Linked DNA regions of Homo sapiens: region 2 is linked to region 1. A link is an interaction called in ENCODE POLR2A ChIA-PET data of the cell type or tissue named here. Cell type or tissue: Panc1. All regions are shown on one strand.

What was found. Peaks named below come from ENCODE experiments on the same cell type or tissue, not always from the same donor. Only the 100,000 strongest peaks of a DNase experiment are listed, where the experiment ranks them.
Region 2: POLR2A ChIA-PET joins it to region 1 with 9 read pairs; 3 of 35 experiments call an interaction of 5 or more read pairs at or near these places.

The regions. Positions count from the first base shown.
Region 1 is chr7:73,593,835-73,596,334 of GRCh38, forward strand. MLXIPL (MLX interacting protein like) reads right to left here. Exons shown (of 17, transcript NM_032951.3): 13 at 2,319-2,438; 14 at 2,008-2,135; 15 at 1,803-1,926; 16 at 440-569; 17 at 1-149. The coding sequence ends at 31. Among named protein-coding and RNA genes, the nearest start is that of TBL2, 17 kb to the left of the region's middle. In Panc1, no CTCF peak of the experiment used is centred here; no DNase peak of the experiment used is centred here.
Region 2 is chr7:73,419,061-73,421,560 of GRCh38, forward strand. No RefSeq gene overlaps it. Among named protein-coding and RNA genes, the nearest start is that of FZD9, 13 kb to the right of the region's middle. In Panc1, no CTCF peak of the experiment used is centred here; a DNase peak (open chromatin) is centred at 1,215.

The DNA.
Region 1 (2,500 bases):
AGCTGAGTGAGCAGCAGGGTCTGGCCAGGACTATAAAGGTTTGCCAAGGGTGCCCTCTGTGACTGCCCGTGTGGCTTGCTCAGGGATGCGGCCCGGGTCGGTCAGGATACTGGTAGATGTGCCCAGCTGGCGTAGGGAGTTCAGGACAGCTGGGTGGGAGACAGAGAGAGAGAGACAGACACTTCCTGGGGTCAGGGCCCTACCCTTGGATGTGGAACCAAAGGGATAGGGGGAGGTATTAGTTGGCAAGACTGTCACCCCCTCCTAGAACCTCTGTCTACAGGCGTCTGGTGGCCAGAGGACCATCTGGGGGATGCGGGGTGGCCACAACCCTAGGCTGTGTTGATGGCAAGCTGGATGTGGGATCTAAGCAGGGTGGAATGCTCCCTCCACCCCCGAGGCTGGGTCCCTCTAGCAGGCAGGGAGATGGCTCACGTACTTGGCCGGAGAGCGGGCAGAGAGCAGTACTGGTCCAGCCAGGCCAGTGAGGTCTGGCGGAGGGTGTGCACACTTGCCGTGGACACCATCCCGTTGAAGGACTCAAACAGAGGCCGGATGAGGATGCTGAACTGGGCCCAGGTCAAGGAGCTGCCTGTGGTCCAGCTGGTCCCCCCACACCACGTGGAGCCCTGATGCCCAGTTCAAACCAGGGGAAGAAAGGGCCTGGACACTGTCTAACGTTGAACCCCAATGACTCATGTTGCAGCCCCTACTTCTTCTTTTTTTTTTTTTGAGACGGAGTCTCGCTCTGTCACCCAGGCTGAAGTGCAGTGGCACGATCTCAGCTCACTGCAACTTCTGCCTCCCAGGTTCAAGCAATTCTCCTGCCTCAGCCTCCTGAGTAGCTGGGATTACAGGTGTGCGCCACCACACCTGGCTAATTTTTGTATTTTTAGTAGAGACGGGGTTTCGCTATGTTGGTCAGGCTGGTCTCGAACTCCTGACCTCGTGATCCACCCACCTCAGCCTCCTAAAGTGCTGGAATTACAGGCGTGAGCCACTGTGCTCGGACTTTTTTTTTTTTTTTTTTTGACAGAGTCTCACTCTGCTGCCCAGGCTGGAATGCAGTGGCACAATCTTGGCTCACTGCAACCTCCACCTCCCAGGTTCAAGCTGTTCTCCTGCCTCAGCCTCCCGAGTAGTTGGGATTACAGGCACATGCCACCACGCTTGGCTAATTTTTGTATTTTTAGTAGAGATGGGGTTTTGCCATGTTGGCCAGTCTGGTCTTGAACTCCTGGCCTCAAGTGATCCACCTGCCTCGGCCTCCCAAAGTGCTGGGATGACAGGCGTGAGCCACCGCACCTGGCTTGCAGTCCCTACTTCTGTCCTGCCAAGACCTTCCCAGCTCTCTGCCTCTCAGTCCCCTCCTCCTTGCCCCTCCACGGCCCTTACTGTGTGCTGAACCATCCCCCATCCCTGAGCTCCCTGCCTGGGCTCAGTCAAGAACTTGACCCCTGAGCCAGATCAGGGAGTGGATTCCAAGTCTTCTGTAGTCCTCACTCCAGAGTTCAGATTCTCCCAAACTGCCCTCGGGGCTTCCTGAGGTCAGGGCCAAGGCTCCCCTTACCCAAGGACTCCTCCCTCAGTTTCCCTCTCTGCTCCCAGCCCCCCATCCCTGGGCAATTTTGCTGGCCAAGATGGCCAGGGCATGGAAGCAGGGGGCAGAGCCAGAGCCTGTCACCTGGGAGCAGCTCTGAGCCTGCCCGGCCTGGAGAGCTAGGCCTCCATCCCAGGCCCAGCCTGGTCTCACCCTGCCACAGCCCCTGCAGCCCCCCAGCCATGGGCTTGAGGGAGGATACCACCCAGAACTTCCAGTTGTGCAGCGTACGGGTTCGGACGTAGTCATCAAACATGTCTCGCATCTGGTCAAAACGCTGGTGTGTGATGGGTACCCCTGTGGCGGGCAGCTGCTGCTGGCACAGGCTGGGGGCAGGGCAGGGGTCAGGGGCTGGGGGTAAGGCGGCATGGCCCCCTGGTCCCAGCACCCGCCTGGACCCTGCCTACTTAATGGCGGCATTGAGCTCCTCAATCTCATCCCGCAGCTGCTGGGCCTCCTCCTGCAAGCCCGCACGCTCCTGCTGTAGCATAAGGATGTACTCAGCTGTCTTCTGCAGCGTGGTAGCTTTGCTCACCTGCAGACGCCACCAGGGGGGCTCAGGCAGGTGCTAGAGGCTGTACCCTGGGACCCACTGAGGCACTGGGATGGGAGGAGGCAAGAGTGTCTGGAGCACTCCCCTGCAATTGAGTTTTGGGTGGGGGGGGTCCAGAAAGGGGCCCTGTGGTTTTGGGGGTGCCAGCCTGGGCCCGGGGCTCACCTTGAGGCTGGGCTGGGCACTGAGTGTGCTCACGAGCCCATGAAGGGTGTCAAACCCCAGCTTGATGTTGAAGCGCCGCTTCTGCTCCGCGGAGATGTGTGTGATACGCCGGTTCTCGGTCTCGGGGAGCAGAGAGTTGGGTGAGCCTAGGAAGGAGCCCAGGAGGGCCTGGGGGTAGCAAA
Region 2 (2,500 bases), 170 kb before region 1:
GTCTCACTCTGACGCCCAGGCTGAAGTGCAGTGGTACGATCTTAGCTCACTGCAGCCTCCAATTCCTGGGCTCAAGCGATCCTCCCACATCAGCTTCTTGAATGTGACCTCAGGCAGAAGTCACCGTGCCTGGCTAATTTTTAATTTAATTTTTTTTTTTTTGGTAAAGATGGGTTCTCATTATGTTGCCCAGGCCGGTCTTGAACTCCTGGCCTCAAGTGATCCTCCTGCCTTGGCCTCCTAAGGTGCTGGTATTATAGGATTGAGCCACCAAGCCCGGCCCGAATATAATTTTTAATTTTTTTTTTGAGACGGAGTTTCACTCTTGTTGCCTAGGCTGGAGTGCAGTGGCACGATCTCGGCTGACCGCAACCTCCACCTCCCGGGTTCAAGAGATTCTCCTGCCTCAGCCTCCTGAGTAGCTGGGATTACAGGCATGCACCACCACACCCAAATAATTTTCTATTTTTAGTAGAGACAGGGTTTCTCCACATTGGTCAGGCTGGTCTTGAACTCCCGACCTCAGGTGATCCTCCCACTTTGGCCTCATAAAGTGCTGGGATTACAGGCATGTGCCACCGCACGTGGCCTAATTTTCTAATTTTTTTTTTTTTAACGGAAGAAGGACCCCAGGAAGTCAAAAGTGCCTACAACCCATGAAAGTCTAAATGAGGACAATGGAGGCTGGGCGTGGTGGCTCACTCCTGTAATCCCAGCACTTTGGGAGGCCAAGGTGGGCGGATCACCTGAGGTCAGGAGTTCGAGACCAGCCTGGCCAACATAGTGAAACCCTGTCTCTACTAAAAAACACAAAAATTAGTCGGGTGTGGTGGCGGGCACCTATGATCACAGCTACTCAGGAGGCTGAGGCAGGAGAATCGCTTGAACCTAGGAGGCAGAGGCTGCAGTGGGCTGAGATCGCACCACTGCACTCCAGCCTGGGGGACAGAGTGAGACCCCGTCTCAAACAAACAAAACAAAACAAAATGAGGATGATGGGGCTTCCAATGGCAACTCGAGACATTAGTTTACTCCAGAGTCATGGAGACAGTGAATGGAGTGTGTGTGTGTGTGTGTGTGCGTGTGTGTGTGTGTGTGTGTTTGTGTGCGTGTGTGTGAGTGAGAGAGACAGAGAGGAAGAAGGGAGGGAGGGACGGTTACAGGAGTGTGGGAAAGTCAACAGGAAAAGGAGGGAAGGTTCGCTGTGAACTGACAGTAACTGTGACCTCACAGGCATGTGCGGAGTCCCCGCCCCACCAGGCACTGTGCCAAGGCCAGTACCTTCATGTCATGAGACCCTCTCAGCAACTCTATAACCTTGTCCCCACCAGAATATTCCTTTCACAGCTGAGAAAACAACAGCACAAAGAGGATGAATTAAAAATTGTCTAACATGCTGGGCGCAGTGGCTCACGCCTGTAATCCCAGCACTTTAGGAAGCTGAGGCAGGTGGATTATCTGAAGTCAGAAGTTTGAGACCAGCCTGGCTAACATGGTTGAAACCCTGTCTCTACTAAAACTACAGAAATTAGCCAGGCGTAGTGGCAGTCACCTGTAATCCCAGCTACTCGGGAGGCTGAGGCACGAGAGTCGCTTGAATCCAGGAGGTGGAGGTTGCAGTGAACCGAGATCACACCACTGCACTCCAGCCTGGGTGACAGAGTGAGATCCTGTCTCAAAAAAAAAAAAAAAAAATTATCTGACGTGACACAATCGTGGGGCATGATTTGAATCTGGGCATCTGACTCTACAAGCTGACTCAGCCCTTCTGTGACATTGCTTCCCAGGGCCTGAACCCCAAAGTAGCACCTGAGGTTTTTCCTTGCATGGGTGCCCAAGGAAATGGTGATAGAACTGACTGAAAAGGGGCCGGGTATTATAGCTCATGCCTGTAATCCCAGCATGTTGGGAGACCGAGGCAGGAGGATCACATGAAGCCAGAAGTTCAAGACCAGCCTAGGCAACATCTCAAGACACTATCTCTAGAAAAAATTAAAAATTAGCCAGGCATGGTGGTGGGCGCTTATAGTAGCAGCTACTCAGGATGCTGAGGCTGGAGAATCACTTGAACCCGGGAGGCAGAGTCTGCAGTGAACTGAGATTGTGCCACTGCACTCCAGCCAAAAAAAAAAAAAGAATTGACTGAAAAGGGGCTGGGTGTGGCAGCTCATGCATATAATCCTGGCACTCTGGGAGGCCGAGGCAGGAGGATACATTGAGGCCAGGAGTTCGAGACCAGCCTAGGCAACGTCTCAAGACACCATCTCTACAAAAAATAAAAAATTATCCAGGGCCGGGCACGGTGGTTCATGCCTGTAATACCAGCACTTTGGGAGACCAAGGCGGGCAGATCTCTTGAGGTCAGCATTTCGAGACCAGCCTGGCCAACATGATGAAACCCCATCTCTACTAAAAAATACAAAAATTAGCCAGGCCTCGTGGCACACGCCTGTAGTCCCAGCTACTCCGAAGGCTGAGGTGCGAGAATCACTTGAACCCG